Regions from separate parts of the Mus musculus genome. Here region 1 is linked to region 2. Evidence: chromatin contacts called from ENCODE Hi-C or POLR2A ChIA-PET data. All regions are on one chromosome and are shown on one strand. The core of a region is the stretch at or near the end of the contact, and the rest is flanking DNA. Distances in the headings are between cores, read along the strand shown. Region 1 overlaps Gm41496 (a long non-coding RNA gene). Region 2 overlaps D430001F17Rik (a long non-coding RNA gene).

What was found. Hi-C counts contacts between places; a loop is a spot of excess contacts on that map. ChIA-PET counts read pairs that join two places held with the same protein, here RNA polymerase II (POLR2A).
Region 1: a map of mouse embryonic stem cell shows a loop between it and region 2 (2.4-fold over the local background). The contact joins two enhancer-like sites. A Hi-C loop is called at or near these places in 1 of 37 maps with a recorded cell type or tissue (mouse embryonic stem cell). POLR2A ChIA-PET finds 5 or more read pairs at or near these places in 1 of 5 experiments (Patski).

The regions. Positions count from the first base shown.
Region 1 is chr16:92,136,958-92,141,095 of GRCm38, forward strand. All of the region lies in intron 1 of Gm41496 (a long non-coding RNA gene), which reads left to right. Among named protein-coding and RNA genes, the nearest start is that of Gm41496, 13 kb to the left of the region's middle. Within about 2 kb of position 2,664, at least 1 of the 3 ENCODE cell types and tissues checked has a DNase peak (open chromatin) inside an H3K27ac peak, as active enhancers do.
Region 2 is chr16:91,960,369-91,964,859 of GRCm38, forward strand. D430001F17Rik (a long non-coding RNA gene) reads left to right here. Exons shown (of 4, transcript XR_876250.1): 2 at 773-867; 3 at 1,198-1,291; 4 at 1,518-4,491. Among named protein-coding and RNA genes, the nearest start is that of D430001F17Rik, 8.6 kb to the left of the region's middle. Within about 2 kb of position 2,005, at least 1 of the 3 ENCODE cell types and tissues checked has a DNase peak (open chromatin) inside an H3K27ac peak, as active enhancers do.

The DNA of each region.
Region 1 (4,138 bases), core at 1,414-3,913, 180 kb after region 2:
GGCTTTAAGACCCTTCTCCTAGCTCCCTGGAAGCCAGCCTTCTGTTTGCCTTCAGAACAAGATGTAGAACTCTCAGCTCTTCCTGCACCAGGCCTACCTGGATGCTGCCATGCTCCCCTATCTTGATGATACTGGACTGACCCTCTGAACCTGTAAGCCAGCCCCAATTAAATGTTGTCTTTTACGAGTTGCCTTGGTCATGGTGTCTGTTCACAACAGTAAAACCCTAACTAAGACAATATGTAATGAGCCACTGGTCCCCCCTCAGACACTCTGGAGTAGTACCGGCTGGATTTAGTGGACCTGGGCCGGGTTGTTTCTAGGTTTCCTCTTTGGCAGCTAGTTTCTTTTATTTCCTAACATTGCAGACATCCGGACCTCCCTCTAGACATCTCCCATATTCTCCTGCCTCAGCACTTTCTCCTGATCATTCCTCATGTGAACTGAAGTTCCTTGAAGATTATACTGAAGATCATGCAGAGTGGTGGGCTGACTAAGCGCGTTGATAACGCTAGGGTGTTAGAATGTTGCAGCTCCAGAGTCAATATTCTCCTGGGCCTTAGTGCCCTTGCTCCACACCTGTTACTCATCTCTACAATTCCTGTCATCAGGAATTGTGGGAAATCCCACCAGTGTCACCAGGGGTTACTCATCTCTACATCCTTCCTGTCATCAGGAATTGTGGGAAATCCCACCAGTGTCACCAGGGAAGTTGCGATTCCCTCTTAGGGTTATCTTGTTCATAAAAGTATTTAGTAATGAACGGAAGCATGAGAACAATTTTGTTTAAGAGAAAACTCCCAGGACAGCAAGCTGTAAAGCCCAGTGGCTGCCTGGAAGAGGAAGACGGGGAAGGGAAATAGAAAACACCATGTGCAATCCAGACACTATTGCATATGCCAGCAAGGTTTTGATGAAGGGACCCTGGTATAGCTGTCTTGTATGAGGCTATGCCAGTGCCTGGCAAATACAGAAGTGGATGCTCACAGTCATCTATAGGATGGAACACAGGGCCCCCAGTGGAGAAGCTAGAGAAAGTACCCAAGGAGCTGAAGGGGTGTGCAACTCTATAGGTGGAACAACAATATGAACTAACCAGTACCCCCAGAGCTTGTGTCTCTAGCTGCATATGTAGCAGAAGATGGCTTAGGCGGCCATCACTGTGAAGAGAGGCCCCTTTTTATTGCAAACTTTATATGCCCCAGTACAGGGGAATGCCAGGGCCAAGAAGCAGGAGTGGGTGGGTAGGAAAGCAGGGCAGGGGAAGGGTATAGGGAACTTTTGGGATAGCATTTGAAATTTGAAATGTATATAAAGAAAATATCTAATTAAAAAGGAAAAGAAAAGAAAAGAAAAGAAAAGAAAAGACCATGTGCTTGAGTGATAGCTGACATGGAGGTCATGGGCAAGCAGCCACATGACAGCATGGGTGTCGTTAGAGAAAAGGCAAAACCAGAGGAAGAGAAAAGGAAAAGTCACACTTGGTCCAAGTTACTCAGAAAGGGACCGGTGCGTGAAGCTGTGTGGTTGTGGCCCTGAAAGCACATGCTCATGGAGCCTGGAGTCTGGGAAGGAAAACTGTATTACCTCCTTGGCATGGCTGAGGTGGATCTGCCTTTCTGGGATGGGAATCACATTCCTGAGAGATGCTCCCCCTCCCAGGCAGAGGTGCTCCCCCTCCCAGGGAGAGGTGCTCCCCCTCCCAGGGAGAGGTGCTCCCCCTCCCAGGTTACTCACTTGCCCGGCTGAAATGTGAGGTTACCACCCAGGCCAGAGATCCCATTCCCTTGACCAGAAAGGAATGGTTTTCTCTCAGTGGGCTTCTACTGTGAGTGGGACATTTTAACTATCGTCTTGACTTTGGAATGTGAAACATCACTACTTTCTAAGGGCCCCGGAGCTAAGCATAGCATCTGTGGCATCTGTGACCTATGACAGAGATTTCTCGGCTTTCCGGTTGGCCACCTACCTGATGCCCCCACCGGAGGGAGCATTTGAGGATGCTTTGGTCCCTGACCATCTTTTATTTTGTGATTATAAGAGTTAATGTAGCCGTGTCATAAGGGAACATGCCACTCCTGACAACCTGAATCTTTATTCCCAAGCCATGGCGCGACTCTCGTATAACAAACCGTCTCATGTTCCCTTTGGAGTGAGATCTGTTTTGTACCTAGACAGTGGACAACACTTCGAGTCTGGAGCAGCGGGAAGGAGACCCTAGAGTCTTAAAATTTGGAGTCAGCATTTCAATTAGACAGGCTTTATAGATAGACCAGTGGGGTTTCAGTGCTGAATAGCTGGTGTTTAAAATAGATTTTCCTTTCTTTCCAGAGTGTGGACAAGGGCCAGTAAGTGGCAAAAAATAACCACATGCATGCATTTCTTGGACTCTCTGTTCTTACCCCTAAGGGTTTTCTTGTGTCAGAACCAACAATTCCTTGGATGGAAACGCTGGATAGGCTGGTCGATATTTTAGGGTTTAGGGAACTGCGGATTCTTGGCCCATTTCTGCTGTTTTTCTAGTGTAGTAGGCAAGTGGTAGGTCCAACAGCCAGAAAGCCCATCCATGCCGCCAGCTCTGGATTCTTTGTGAGCGAGCGAATGAGCCACGGTGGGTGGCTGGCTGGCTGGCTTGCATACCTCTCTCTGTCTTATGAGATAATGTGGTGACCACAGCCATGGTGTCTAACTGTGGTCTTCTGGAAAGCAACAGGCCCTTCTGGGCTTGCTGGCCAGTGTAGGAAGGGCTGGGCAACATCTGTTTGTTGCTTGCCAGCCCAGCCCACCAAGGGGTATGCTGTAGCAGTTGCTGGTGGAGGAGGAACAATTATCCTATTGTCAGACTTTTTTCTTCCACTTTCCTGTGGCTTTGTTGCACAGTTGGAGATTCTGAGAAGCCTCTGCTCACAGCGGCAGCGATGCTTTGCCTGTGTACTTGTGTGGCTTCTCGAGTTGGAAAATTCCATCCTTTAACGCTGGGATTATATGTCTCCATCCCTGAATCAGAGAGCACTTCATTTGCTGCAAGCCTGAGAAATAGCCCAAGAGAGGGATAGAAGATAGCGTTCCCTCATATAAAGAGAGGATTGAATGGAGCCAGTGAACCACGGAGCCACCAGGTCACAGGCCCTCTGGGAGGCAGGAAAACCTTCCTGGGTTTCCTGTCTGCAGGAGAAAAAAAAATCACCTCTTCAAACTCAAGTATCTCAGACTGGCTGTGTAGTTGCTTGAGTTGGGCGAACAGAGCATTTGAGGGCTTAATGTGCTTTCTGGACTTTTGTGTATTTCTGAATTTTTCAGCGAGTGAGAGTTTTTAGAGAGTATTTGAATAGCATTCTTCTCCTTCAGCATTTCCAGGCGCTCTGGGCCGGTGTAAGACAGGGATGGCTGTTCGACTGAGCATGCTCAGACTTGGTAGTGGTTCATCTGTGAGCTGAGCTGACTCTAACCATCACTCTGCTCCCAGCGGCCTTTATTCTTAGCTCTGTGCCCTTCGGTCCCTGTCCAGAGTGGATCCTTTATGAAGCACTGGGAACATGAGCGCCATGGTGGAATTCATCCTCACCGTTCGGTAAATGGCCTCTTGGCCGTCTGCACTGTCTCTGAGGATGGCCTTTATCACATCAAAGTCTGTCCCTCGAGGGAAATGACCTTGGACATCAGAAACCCAGTGTTTGAGAAAGGATAGCAATAATTATGCTTAATTTTGGCTTTTCATTTATAGCGAACAAATGGATACAAATAGCAGTTGATATTTTAAGCCCAGTATATCAGAATTTTAGACATGAGGTCATGAGAGCAGTCTTTGATGCCCCAGCCTCTAGTTAATTTCAACCTAAATTTTAATCTGAGCATCAAAGCACTGTGATAAAGATAGGTTTTCCTGACTTCCTTCTTCTATCTGGTGGACTTGACATGGTTGTCATGAAATTTGTTTGTGTACTGTTTCCTAGGTGCTAAAGAAGTAGAACTTTCTAGAAATGAGGCACGTGGGCATGCTGCAAGGCTTAAGGATTTCAGAAACAAGCCCCCCTGGTGCTTGATTTTAAACATGGATTCAAGGGTTCTAATGTACATGAAGTTTTTATAATAGACACTGATAACATGGAAAAAGGATTGTTTTTCATAATGTATCATA
Region 2 (4,491 bases), core at 755-3,254:
CTTCAGTGGTTAAGACCACTGACTGCTTTTTCAGAGGACCTGGGTTTAATTCCCAGCACCACATGGCAGCTCACAACCATCTGAAACTGTGCCAGGGGATCTGATGATGCTCTGGTCTCTACAAACACTGCATGCATGCAACATGATGCATAGACATTCTTACAGACAGAACACCATTACTCTACAAATAAAACAAACTGAACATGAGTTTACACTCACACCGTTGTATAGTTATAATAAAAGAAAATAGGGAGCTGGAGAGATGGCTCAGTGGTTAAGAGCACTGACTGCTCTTCCAGAGGCCCTGAGTTCAATTCCCAGCAACCACATGGTGGCTCACAACCATCTATAATGAGATCTGGCGCCCTCTCCTGGCATGGAGGCATATATGCAGGCAGAACACTGGGTACCTAATAAATACATTTTTAATAAAAAAATTTTTTTTAAAATCTGAAACAACACGATGTGGTACCTGGAGTAGATGAAATAAGACTGGCGATTGGTAATGATGCTAGACGCAGTGTGATGAGCATTGTGGTGGTCAGTGTTGACAGCTGGATACACCATATAATTATCTCAATGAGGGGGTGTCTAGCTGAACCTGGCTTGTGCACATGTCTATGAAGGATGTTCAGGTTAGATGGGAAGCCCTGCCTACTGTGAGCATCACTATTCCCTTGGCAGGGATCCTGAACTGTGTGAGAACAGAGAGACCCAGCTGGGCGCTCCCATGCAGGCCCCGACTCCCCGTTCTCTCTGCTCTTGACTGTAGGCGTAACCAGCTGCTTCAGGCTCCTGCCTTGACTTCCCTGAAGTGATAGACTGCAACCTGGGATTGTGAGCTAAGTAAACCCTTCTCTTAGTAAGGTATTTTTTTTTTTAATCGCATCCACAGGAAATAAAAGTAGATAAACATTGAGAGGTTTATTAAGGCCATCTCCTCTAGTTTTTGTGCATGTTTGAATATTTCCATAATAATAATAAAAAAAGAAAAACAGTTACCTGTCTTATATCTATCCCTAGGACTTTTATGTTCAGGGAATGGATTTAATACATTTAATTAAAGCATGCGAGGTAATAAAATTACTAAGTTGCTGTAACACAAAAGCATTTGTGGTTTAAACATTGAATCTTCAATGCCGTTGCTCAACGATGCAAATAATGTGGACTTTTGATTCTCACTCCAAACTTGAAAAGGAGACTCTTGTCATGAGCCTGTTCCTGACTCTCCACCAGGCATGGAGTTAGCCTGATCCCTGATCCCCGATCCCCGGCTTTTGCTGCATTTCCGGTAACTATTTCCTTTTCTTTTCCAATAATGTTTTTTATAATGTGAAAACATTGCATAACGCTTAGAAATGCATTCAGTCTCGTTGACTCCTAGATTTCATTATTTTTCTGTGGGGCTGACGGGGCATACTGAATTCATCCTGTTAAATACAGGAACTAATAGGGGTTCTGAGAGGTTAATTGGATTTAGTTAGTTAATTCTTTCTTGTAACTGTGTCTCCTTACAGACATACAGCGTGCACTGAGCTGATGACATATCTGATGTGGTTCAAGGCTCCCGAGAGAGCTAAAAGGTACCTGAGTCTGAGGAGCCCTCAATGGGGAATAGCAAGCCAGACAGCTTGCTAATGGACAGACAGAATGAGACACCTGGCTGGCCCTTCAAATGGGCAGAAGTTTCTTACCTTCCCATACTTAATGCCAGGATTAGAATCCAGGCCCAGAGACCAGCCCACCTCTGTCCAATGGGACCCAATCTCTCGGCAGCAATTCTGGCTCTCGGTTTTTAATCTTAGATTCCAGTTTTCTTTGTTCCTTAATTTTCCCTGTGGGATGTTTTTTTTTTTTTTCCCATAGAGCTTTGTGTGGTTCTGTTATGGAGCATAGAAGGAGGGCTGATTTCTCTGTTGGGAGGTGAGGGGAGCACTCTGTCACTCTGATGGAATGGATTGGAAGTGGGTGGATGCTGGCCAACCTGTGTCCTGCTAAGATGCAGCCTAGGGGAATGTCCGTCCCTCACCCCCAGCTGCCTTCGCTCTGCTGGCTGCTGGTCACGTGTCCCTGTTTACCTGCACAGGCAGTCATTATTCACCCCTTCCCACGTACCCCCACACTTGCACACAAAGCCAGAGAGTGGCTTACATTTTCTTTTCTTTCTTTCTTTTATTTTTTTTTATTTTTATTTTTTTTTTTTAAAAGAACCTTCCCCAAACCCATTCTAAAATGTCAAGTGTTTCAGTTTGAGGAAAAAAAAAGCTGAAAAAACCGTGACTCATGACAAGGCTGACAAACAGCTCTGAGGGTATGCTGGTGAGTCACTCTGAGACTGTAGCGGCGAGGGCCAGCGGTGGGGAGATTGTCAGGAGACCAGCCAGTAAAATTCCACAACTCTCCCGAGCAGAGTAGGAGGTAATTCAAAAACCCTGGGATTTTTCCAGCTCTCATTTCATGTAGGACTCAGGCTGCTCTTAGATATGTTGATCTCCTCAGGAAATCATCAAGAATGATTACCAAAAATATAAAACAAAAAAAAAAACCAAAAAACAAAAAAAACCCCAAAACCCACCCCCACGTTATTATCTTTCTGTGCCCAGTGCCATGTTGAACCAGCCCTGTTTGCCACTGCGCACTAGCGAGGCTGCTGGGTTGTCTGGAAGGGTCTTGGGTTGCTAGGCAACAGCACTGGCAGCATCCATCATGCCCAGTAATATCAGTGTGGCCAGCAGAGCACATTGGTCCCCCACCCCCACCCTCTCCCCCAGCCTCCCCACCCCTTGTGAAAATGTTAATTTGCATCTTGGGGACAGGAGCTGTGCCAGGTGATCTTGTGTATAAAATAATTCAGTGCAGGGTACAAAGTGCAAATACTGTTTCTAGTCGCAAGACAGAATGTGTGACGTCGTCGTCGTCGCAGATACAGACCTGTTTGTGAACGTACTTTATATTAGCCGTGTGTGTAGGTGTGATGTAAAAGCCATTGTGTCAAATGCATCCTCATGTCTTCTGCCGTTCAATCATTTTTCCTGTCTGCCCACACACATCTTATTTACGCCTTGCTCTCTCTCTCTCTCTCTCTCTCTCTCTCTCTCTCTCTCCTCCCTCTGTCCCTTCCCCCTTTCTCTTTGTGCTGTGGTCTCCTGGTGATGGAGTTATTGTTTGTATGTCGGGATGTGTAGACAGGAGGAAGTGTATTTCTAGAGGTGAGAGGGCCCCATGGTTATGGTTGGAGGCCTCTCTTTACAAGGCTTTTCAATGTGGCAATTGTGTTCCAGAAATGCTTCTTTTGGGGGTGGGTCTCCATCAGGCCAAGGTCTGTCTGTGCCTTTTATTTACTGTCAATAGGCAGCAGTCACAGGGAACTGGTAAAGGGCCAGAGGGAGCAATGTGGCAGGTGGGAAGGAGACCCAAATCTTTTCTCCTTCCCAGTCCACGCTGGCATTTCTACAAGTTACTGCATTCTGTGACTTTCCTGGGAAGACACAAACAAATGTCTATTCACCGCCGCAGATAGGGCACTGGCCCACTAAAGTCCAGCGTGGCGAACCAGTGGGTTTATTAGGCTTCTTTGTAGGGGCATGGGAGCTCAAAGACAGCTGCAGCTCCTGGGTGGGTGAAGTCTCCTCTTCTCAGGTGTGTCAAGGTGTCAGCGAAGATCAGCCATCATGGGTATTTAAGTTCTCAGCTAGCCCAGGAGGTCTAAGCCTTCATTTCCCCCAGAGGAGAAGCAGGGCATCTTCCATACTGGTACGCAGAGTCTACACGAGTGGTCCTGGGAAGAGGGCTGGGTTACAAGCTTTTCTTCAGACTCCTGGCCCTGTGGCCTTTCTTGCTGGTTCATTATGAGATCTGTTGTCCTCCCTCCCCACCTTCTCTCCCTCCCTCCATCCATCTCTTTCTTTGTTGTAAGGAAAGGTTTTTGTTTCAATTCAATTTTGGCTTACAGTTCCACAGGCACAGAATTCATCATGGTGGAAGGCATGGGAACCTGGAAGCAGAGGGTACATTTCATTTCTACAAAGGAAGCAGAGAAGTGGGGGAGGGGAGGAACTTGCCTTCCTTAAGATTATCTCTTGATACTTCGTTCTTCAGTGGACTGAGGTCTCTCCTGGAGTAGCCGATAAGGTTGGCAGAAGCTTTGGGTAGGACTTTGTTGGCGTTTGAGCCATGGCCTGGGCAAGCTGAGCGATGGGTCTCTGGAGCTCAGGAGGTTTGGGTTGGCCTCTGACATCTCTCTTCATCACCACGGCACTGCGCTGCTGTTCAGGGAGAGCTACATCTAATTCCCAGCTGAGACTGAGCTGTCAAACAGGAAGTCAAACAATGCCTTTTTTGAAGGACTGGTTCTTATTCTGAGGTTGAAACCACAATCGCTGGAGATGGTTGATGTCAGCACCATCTTCTGGTTGACTAGCGGAAGACGCCTCCCATGAAAGGAAAGCGACTGTGTCTCTGGGCTGGTGTTTCCAGTGAAGGGGCAGCAGA